2 separate regions of the Homo sapiens genome follow, and region 1 is linked to region 2. The links are chromatin contacts, found by Hi-C in ENCODE. All regions are on one chromosome and are shown on one strand. The core of a region is the stretch at or near the end of the contact, and the rest is flanking DNA. Distances in the headings are between cores, read along the strand shown. Region 1 has its middle 91 kb from the start of C1orf21-DT. Region 2 has its middle 55 kb from the start of C1orf21-DT.

Evidence for each region. Hi-C counts contacts between places; a loop is a spot of excess contacts on that map. Pooled maps may share reads with other maps.
Region 1: a map of endothelial cell of umbilical vein shows a loop between it and region 2 (3-fold over the local background). The contact joins two enhancer-like sites. A Hi-C loop is called at or near these places in 5 of 168 maps with a recorded cell type or tissue (CD8-positive, alpha-beta T cell, Right ventricle myocardium inferior, cardiac septum and 2 more), 1 of 37 single-sample maps with no recorded cell type and 3 of 50 pooled maps.

Annotation. Positions count from the first base shown.
Region 1 is chr1:184,293,377-184,298,076 of GRCh38, reverse strand. No RefSeq gene overlaps it. Among named protein-coding and RNA genes, the nearest start is that of C1orf21-DT, 91 kb to the left of the region's middle. Within about 2 kb of position 1,301, at least 24 of the 41 ENCODE cell types and tissues checked have a DNase peak (open chromatin) inside an H3K27ac peak, as active enhancers do.
Region 2 is chr1:184,328,788-184,333,720 of GRCh38, reverse strand. No RefSeq gene overlaps it. Among named protein-coding and RNA genes, the nearest start is that of C1orf21-DT, 55 kb to the left of the region's middle. Within about 2 kb of position 3,305, at least 2 of the 41 ENCODE cell types and tissues checked have a DNase peak (open chromatin) inside an H3K27ac peak, as active enhancers do.

The DNA of each region.
Region 1 (4,700 bases), core at 52-2,551, 34 kb after region 2:
GTAAAAGAAGATAGGCGTGAAAAAATATGTAAATGTTGTAATAAAGGTAGATATAAGAGTGGTTGGGAATATGAAGAGGGATATTTCTTTTGGGGGAACAGCAAGACCCAGACCTAGAGTAGCAATACTTAAGGGAAAATAAGACTTCATCTGGGGCATGAGGTGGGAGGGAGGGAAACTACCTCCGTGAAATACGGAGGCCTGCGTAGGACACTGATGGCTGCTCTACTGTGTCTAGTCTCACCAGCCCTTCCTTCTTAACTCTGATTTATTCGGGGATCTACCTCTATTCACTTGATTCAGGGGAAGTTGACCCTATCCCCGGCTGAGGGGCAGATCCCAATTAGTCCAAGATAAACACGGCAGTCACATTCCTGTGATTGATGGATTTAGAAATGGGTACATGATCAAATGCTGGCCAATGAGACATGAAGTCTCTTGGTTATCCAGGAAAGCTTCCCCTCTAAGAAAACAACATGTGAAGAGATAGTTGCCTTTCTTCCCACAGATGTTATCCTGTTTACTGCAATTAAGGGGGGTTTTCAGCTGCAGAGAGACATAGTTTGACTGTAGGTTTAGGGTAGCCAGAGCAGGAGGCATCACTGGGAAGTAGCTGGAAGTATCTGGGGAAGGACCTTGAGTTCGTCAAAGTTTCCATCTCCCAAGGTAAGCAGATGGGGTTATTCCCACAGTCATGGCCATGGCACAGTGACAACAAAACTGAACATCTTGACTCAAGGTGACCTTGTGCTAGAAAACAGGGTAGCCAGGTGAGGTGATACAGCTCTTAAGGACAGGGGTGGCTCATTTTAGTAAAGATTCTGCTAAAACGACACCCTCTATGGAAACTCTGAAGCTGTGTACCAGTCTTTTCAATCATGTCCATATACCTGAGTTGTAATCACTCATGATTGAAGTAAAGTGTGTAAAGTGTTTAGCGCAGTATCACAAATGTGGTAAGTGCTCGGTACACGTCAGTACCAGCATTATCACACACAGCAAAAAATCATTTCTGGAAGCTAAAGATAGCAGACTAATCTATAAAAATAATCCCAGGGAGATTTCTCTCTCCTCTGCCAGTTGGGAAGTTGGTTTGCCTAGTTGTATTTTGATTTCATTCCTAACAATTACCTTAGTCATCTCATAAGTTTTTCCTTGCACCCTTGGGACCATCGGGCCCATGACTCCAGCACCGCTCTAGCTGCAGGCTGCAGTTGGTCTTACTGATCCGAATTCTCAAATTTAGGTTGCTGATCCCACAAGCGTGAACTTCTTGGCTCTGTGTCTGGGCTCTCTGCTTTCAGTTAGACAGGAAACCGGGGCTGGGCAAACCTCCAAGGTTTTAGATTGGCCTTCTGTTCAGATAAGCTGCTAAGGATGTTTCTACTTGGGAACAGTAACAGCTCAAGTTTTTTCCTGGGTTTTAACTTGTGCCTTTGTGACATACCAACAGATTTAGAACTGACGTTATGATTGGAGTGAAAATACCCACATGTGACTTGAGTTAAACAGACCTCCACTGATCAGAGCCACAAGGCCAACTAATCTCAGGGTGTTAAACGGAAATTCTCTGAGAGGCACCAAGCAATCTATGCTATGAGAGATAAGTCAGGGAAAAGAGGTCTTTAGCCCGTGTGCTTATTTTTAACTGAGTTCAGTTTCATGTTGGGATACAAAGCAGTTTCTTTAGGATCTTAGAGAACTAGCCCAGTAGGGTGGGAGTTCAAATCCCCGCTCCATTGCTTATTAGGTATGGCCAAGTTATTTCTCTGATCCTCAGTTTCTTTACCGAAACTGATGATAATAACTTTCTCATAGGATTAGTGTGAGGATCAAAGTAGACATGTGCCAGAGGACTGGAACATAATAAATGCTCAATAAATAGTGGGTACTATTTCTAAATCCCCCAGGAGAGGTGACTGCTATTGTGTAAATGTATTTTACAAGTTCAGAAAAAATTAGATTAAGAAAAATAATGAAAACTAGCATTAATCAAAAATTTACTATGTTCCAGGCACGCTTCCAAGTATTTACATGTGTAACTCATTGAATCCTCACAACACTCTTTATTATTATTATTATTATTAATTTTTTATTTTTTTTGTCTCGCTGTGTCACCCAGGCTGGAGTGCAGTGGTGTGATCTCAGCTCACTGCAACCTCCGCCTCCCAGGTTCAAGCTATTCTGCCTCAGTCTCCCTCCTGAGTAGCTGGGATTACAGGCATGTGCCACCCTGCCTGCCTAATTATTGTATTTTTAGTAGAGACAGGGTTTCACCATGTTGGCCAGGCTAGTCTGGAATTCCTGGCCTCAAGTGATCCACCCCCTCGGCCTCTCAAAGTGCTGGGATTACAGGCGTGAGCCACCATGCCTGGCCTATTATTCCTATCTTACAGACAAGGAAACTCAGGCACTAGGAGATTAAGTAGCCCCTCTAAAATGGTGAGCAAAATAGGCCCAAGCTATTAGTCCTTCTGATAGACCAGTTTGCTTGAGAGAACAAATTCTTTCAGACATTCTCATTATATTTGATTCTTTCTGGATCTTTCATATTGGCTACCCAGGCTTAAGAATTTCCCCATGTTCCCTAGAAGCACTATATTAGGGAGAAGATGGTTCAAGTACTGCTAAAACTAATACTGGAATTTTCCACCTCAGTTGGGAAGAATGAATATAGCCCTGGGAAAGGAAATTCTTATTTTACCTTTGCAATCAATTCAGCTGTATAAAAAACATAGTACAACAAACAAACCAACCTTCAAAAAATAGATAACTATGAACAAATCAACAAAGAATCTCTGGCTGCATCCAACTTTTGCCCCTTTTGGAAACAAACCATGGACCTTATCCAGACATGGAGATCTCTTCATTCAGGTTCAGCTTTATTTAAATAGGTGAGTTGAAGTATCTATGAAGATTTGTTCAGCAAACCATTAAGCATTTAATATGTGTACAACACTAACAGACTCAGTGGTTGTAAAGAAATAACATGTGTCTTAGGTCAGGTCTGAACCTGAGGGACTCTAAGATAAGGTGTTTCCAGCCAAGAATCTGAAATAGAAGATTCAAGATTGTTCATCTCTAAGAAGAACCACAAGCCCAGCCTTTGGGGGCTGGCACTCTCCAAAACATGCTCTTGACTGTGTCTTACCCATTCCTTCAGCTCTCTTTCTTGCCTCATTTGAGTTGTTTGATTTTGTTTTCATTTATCGATTATCTGATAAATGGCTCTCAAAATATAATTTATGGGACTCAGGTAAGACCAGTTCCTTAAAGTTTAAAGCATTCGTGCTTAAAATTGGACAGTAATAATATATTTTCTAGACATATAAATAACTGCTTATTTCATCCCATGCTTTCAAATCCCAGGCAATTTGCTTCTCTTACCATTATTACTCTACCTTTTCCCTCATTCCTCAATACCCTGCAATGTCTTCTCTCTCCTTGTCAAAATCCGGCATCTTCTATCAAGGCCCTGATGCCATGAGTCAATTCCGTGAACCGTAAGGCAAAATCAATTTCTAATCATTTTACCACTATTATATTACTGTATTCTCACCAGTTTAGGCAAGGTGTTGAAATGCTTTTGAGGGAGAGCAGTTGCAGAGCAGTGTCCTTTCCCCCTCAAATCTAAGGCTAGAAACCCAAGAACCACTAGTCTAATAAATACCCTCCATGTGCCAGGATTGCCATTAGTAACTGTAATCAAATGAACCTTTGCGAGATGCTACAGGGGAGCTGTGATGCAATTATCACTAACTGAATTGTTCCAGTTGATTCCTGGGCATTGCTGGCTTTGTTTATGGCTCAGATGAGTACATTTTAATGATCCAGAGAAAATGAGCATAAGCTGCCACTTCCAGTAAATACTAATTATGAATAAATAAATGCAAATGGAATTGTTGGTGACAATTAATTCCTTTTGATTTTAGTCTCCCTGATTTACTTTTACATTAGTGGGCACTCTTGCTAAAAGTGGAAAGAACTGTTCCTGTTAGAGACGGTGGCCACCTTTCACCTAAAATCATTTCAACCCTGCAAGGTGCAAGTGAACCCAAGTTAGGGCTCCAGACAGCCAACCTTCCAAATGAAAGTACATCCTGTACTAGCCAGGAAACATCTGAGGAGATCTACATTCTCAAAAGCATGCCATTTGCTTGTATGACAATGGTGAGAACATACAAATATTATACATTTCAACAAAGTTCCACACATTAGAGAACAAACTCCTGGATATCTGAGATGTTCAACACTATTCAGTTTTATTTGACATATTTCTTTCAAGTCTAGCATTTCAAACAAAAAGGAAATTCATTGCCTTAGGCCAAGTTTTTACTTCACTGACTTCCTAAAGAGAATTATCCTGCAAAATTTTGAAGAATTTGCAATCAAGACTTTCTCAAGAACTTTCAATAGTTTCTTTTTTTCTTATGTAAAATGTTCAAACCTTCAGGCCTATACAATCTGGCACCAATGAACCTTTCTAACCCTCCATATTTTCTGATACTCTTTCCCTTTTCCCAATACCTCATGTTCCAACTAAATATCATATAACTGACTATTGTCTGAAATAATCCATACTTTCAAATTCTATGCAATTTGTTCCACTGAGCACTATCACTCTATTCTATCCTTCCTCTCACCCCCCAGTACCCTACAAGGTCCTACCTCTCCCTTTCAAAAATCCTGCATCCTCTATC
Region 2 (4,933 bases), core at 2,056-4,555:
GAAACTAAAAATGTATGGGACTTTTAATGGAACTAAAAACTCTGTATATAGTACTATGATAAATTAAAATCACTAAAATAAAACCATAAGGCAATACTAATAGTGGGCATAAGGATGAAAGAAAACAGAATGTGGGGACTGGCATAGCCTTACCAGGTATATTATTTCCTATTGCTGCTGTAACAAATCACCACAAATTTAGTGGGTTAAACCTACGGAAATGTATTCTTTTATAGTTCCAGTGGTTAAATGTCCAAAATGGGTCACACTGGGCTAAAATCAAGGCTGTGTTCCTTTCTAGAGGCTTGAGAGAGAATCCACTCCTTTGCCTTTTCTGGCTTCTAGAGGTTGCCAACCTGTCTTGGCTTGTGGCCCCTTCCTCTGTATTCAAAGCCAACAGCATAGCATCTCTTCTCTCCTCTCTGACTGCTGTTTCTATCCTTAGATGTAACAACTTTCTGACTCTGATCTTCCCCTTACCAAGACCCCGTAGTTACGTGGGCTTATCTAGATTATTCAGAATAATCTCCCCATCTCAAAATCCTTACCTTCATCACATCTGCAAAATATTTTTGCTGTGTAAAGTAACATATTCGTATGTCCTGGGATTCAGATATGGATGTCTTTGGAAGGCTATTATTCAGCCTACCAGCCCAGGGAAATTTTACTCATGAAGAACTCACTCATGGAGAGGTGGGCAGAAAGGGCTCTGTCAATTAGAAAGTGGCAAAGTTACCTAGTGAAGTCAAACCCCCTAAGCCTTAGTTTTCTGTTCCATAAAGGGGAGGTAATAACAGTAAACATGTTATCTATTATGTATTTTTTTGGGTGGAAGTAAAATACGAAAAAAATGTTTACCTATGCTAACTCAAATTTCTACCAAGCACCTTTAGTGCTTTTAGAAGACTGTAGGTAAAGCTCGTAGCTGCAAATTTCAGGCATGACTTTCTTTGAAGTCTTATGTTTTATCTGAGAAATTCATGTGAATTATACATTGTAGTTAATAATAGATGTGTGTTTGTTTTACTACATAAATAACGTTTCAAGTGTCTCGCCGGCAGGAACAATACATTGATGCTCTGTTCTTTCATGTTGCATACCCCCATCACATCTTTGATTATCTCTGTTTGAGAAATATTGTTAAATAAAAGAAAGCACATTGTAAACTATAATGAGGAATGAAAACTCATATGATCAGATTCAAATATCAAATATTAAAAGAATAGCAGTGGTCTTAGCTCCATGTAGTGAACCAAAGGAGGAATAAAGGCATTTTCTAAGAAGTGCAACAAAACAGAACTCTGAAAACACATATGATTCCTGGAATTTACCTTTTGATAATACAGCATGATCTGTTCTTCAAACTGTGGTGAAGTACGTTTTTCAGTCTGACTGTCAGAGAGGTGGGAAGTTTATTATCAAGGAGAAATAGGTAAAGAAGAATGAAGCCAGTGGGAGATACCAGGGTCTCTGTGTCCCCTCCCCATAATATGCATAAGCTTCTCAAACATCATTCTTTGAGATGGTCCAGTGATGCTTCCTCAATCTTCTTTGACAATATATGCAGCCTCAAAAAGCATCACTTTCTCCATCCACATCACTGCTCTCTTTAGAAATTCCAGTACCATCTTTTTTTTTTTCTTGTTTTTGAGATGAAGTCTCACTCTGTCACCCAGGCTGGAGTGTAGTGGCCTGATCTCGGCTCACTGCAGCCTCTGCCTTCAGGGTTCAAGTGATTCTCCTGCTTCAGCTTCCCAAGTAGCTAAGATTACAGGTGTTTGCCACTACACCGGGCTGATTTTTGTATTTTTTGGTAGAGATGTAGAGACAGGTTTCACCATGTTGGCCAGGGTGGTCTTGAACTCCTGACCTCAAGTGATCTGCCCACCTCGCCCTCCCAAAGCGCTGGGATTACAGGTGTGAGCCACTGTGCCCGGCCACAGCGCCATCATTTTTAAATCAATAAGACCAATATTCCCAAGGGCACCTCTAAAGAGGATCTGGGTTCCCTGAAACCTCCTGGGTAATGGGACAGGACTAGATGATTAGGAATGTTTGGGGCCCTTCTAGAGATTTCTGGAAGACCTGTGCTGTGTTTCTTTCACTCAGCTCATAAAGTAGCCTTAGATCTAGCCACTCTGTTAGCCAGGAAATCAAGTGAAAAGATTTCATAAGAGGCCCCAGAAATAACTTCCATAATTAACATCATTGGAGGGATATCTCATCTGCTCACAATTTCTTTTTATCTCACCTATTTCTGTTGGAGAGTGTAATAAGGACTCGGAATATGGCTCCTTCTCAAGAAATTCTTAAAGAAAAATAGAACTCTTCCCCTCCCCCAACAACCGTATAGATGCCTGCTAATATTTTCCTTAGAAGAATATCACTTTAACACATATACATGCTTGAGGTATGTCGAATTGTATCTTTTATTGAGAAATTTACCATGTAATTCTGGCAGGTAGATGACCTAGATAATATTCTAAAATATGTAGTTTTCCGCATTTAAGTGGCTGAAAAGCTTAGGTCTAACGAAGTCTAATGAAGATTTGTTAGTGGACGAAAGGAGCTAGGGAAGTGCACACAGAATTGCTAAAAGGAAAGTGTCAAAACAAGCATTCATGAAGGCTGATTGAGAATCTGCAGAGTAAAACAAGTAGACACAGGCCTTTGTGGGTTCATGTGATTCCACAGCTACAGGGGAATCGGGTAGGCTTAGAAGGTTAAAGTGATGTAGTTTAAAGCAGAAATTTAAAACATAGATTCCCACTAAATAACCCTTTGATAATTTTTCAAAACAGGAAAAATCTTGCACATTTTTATTCCCATGCCATGTGAGAAATCAAATCCCAATTCTTTTACCTTCTACTCTCTAATAAATTTTTGTTTGCTTTTACTTCTTTTTGGTAAAATGAGCAAGTCCTAAAATGAGATGAACTCCATTCTAATTCCAATTCTGTTCTCAAACAAAATAAACTTTTTGTTCTTTGTCCTCCAATAACCTGACCAGTATTCTATTTTTACCTCTCAGCCCTGAAATGCCTTTGACTCTTAATTTGAATTTTCCTCATCTTGTAAATGTTCTGAGCGAGCTTTGGAGAGGTCTGCATTTGGTTCACTAGGCACAGTACAATTCTTACAAACTGTTGAGCTTCAGTTCAGGCTTCCATTATTCATACATCAAATTGCTTCTGGGGGTATGACACTTTGGACGTGATTGGAAGGCCAAGTGAAAGATACTTAGCGGTCTCACATGACAAGGCCACTTGGACAAAAGGACTTTGTACACGTGATTCACACAATGGGAAATCATGAACTTTTTCTCACCCTGTAAGTGGCATTGCGCCAGAGTAAACTTAGGAGCTACCCTTTGGCATGATTCTGGAAATCTTTTCGGCTCTGATATTTGGAGTTTTAGTACTAAAATAAAAATTAGCATTGGGAAGCACTTAATTATTTGTCATGGATTAAAACTATATAAGCTCCTACATTTTATCCAAGAATACTACCCTCTTATAGGGTAGAAGTCTCATTCATTACTAACATTTTATTTGTTTACACAATAATTTGTCATATAAGAGAATGTATATAAAAGATAAGTGTATGATAGAGCAATAAAAATGGAAAAAACAAGATAATAGACTTAAATTCATTGTTTATTTAAGTCATAGTTGTTCTTTGAGAGAACATTCATTTAAGTGAATGTTGTCCTTCCGGAAAACAAGCTTTTTCATTTAAAAAAGTGTTTTTTGGGCTGAGCATGGAGGCTTACACCTGTAATCAGAGCATTTTGGGAGGCCGAGGCAGGAGGATTGCTTGAGCCCAGGAATTTGAGACCAGCCTGGGCAACATGGCAAAACCCCATCTCTACAAAAAATACAAAAATCAGCTGGGTGTAGTGGCATGTGCCTGTAGTCCCAGCGACTCAGGAGGGTGAAGTGGGAGGATTGCTTTAGCCCCAGAGGAGGGTGAGGCTGCAATGGACTGTGATCGTGCCACTGCACTCCAGCCTGGGTGACAGAGCAAGACCCTGTCTCAAAAAAAGAAAAAGGAAAAAACAGTATTTCTGAAGCTCCCACTTTATGCTGTGCACTGTGTGTTGGCTGTTATGGAGAACGTAGGGGACTATAGAATGTAGGATCAACATAGATCCTGTTTTCAAGCAGATTACAGTCTTGTAGAGAAGCAGGGTAGTAAAATTAAGAAAGAAGTGGGTTCCCACAGTTACACTTAGTATGAGTCAGATATTTTATCTCTTTATATCTTATCTTCACAACAATATTGCAAAGAAGATATTATCCTTGTCAATTTATAGTATGGGAGCAGTGATTGAGGAAGGTGAGTAACTTCCCTGAATTTCCTCGGCTAGTAAGTTGTCAATGCGGGATTTACATTCAGATGTTTCTCCCTTTAGAGAAACAAATGTTTTTCACTATGCCCACCAACTTCCTATTTCTAGCACGCTAACCACTTTGTTTCTTAGAAAGAGTCACTCAATCATTCTATATCTTAGTTTCTTGGTCTATAAAATGAAGAGGTTTCTTACCTGGAGTGGACATTCATTCTGTTGCCTTTCCGCTAACCAAGACCAGACAGGATGTCCAGCTGAGGCCACAGCTTCACACTTGGGATCAGGGCTGTTGGAGTGCCCTACATTTGATGGGGGGAACACAGTCAGAGTGGCGGAGCCCTGAAGAAAAGTAGGATTTGGATGGACACAGAGGAAGTGGAGGGTCTTCTAGATTGAGGCAGAAGTCAGAACAAAAGCCAGCCTCCAGAGCCAGGAGTGAGGCTGGGCTGTTTGCCAGAGAGTGAGAGTTTGCAGTGGTGGAGTGAAAGGGGCCTGGGGTACAGTATGGGGAGGAGGGTTGTTGGGTCTCAAGATGAAGGAGAACCTTGATACCAGGTGTTTGCACTCAACTGAAAGGTTCAC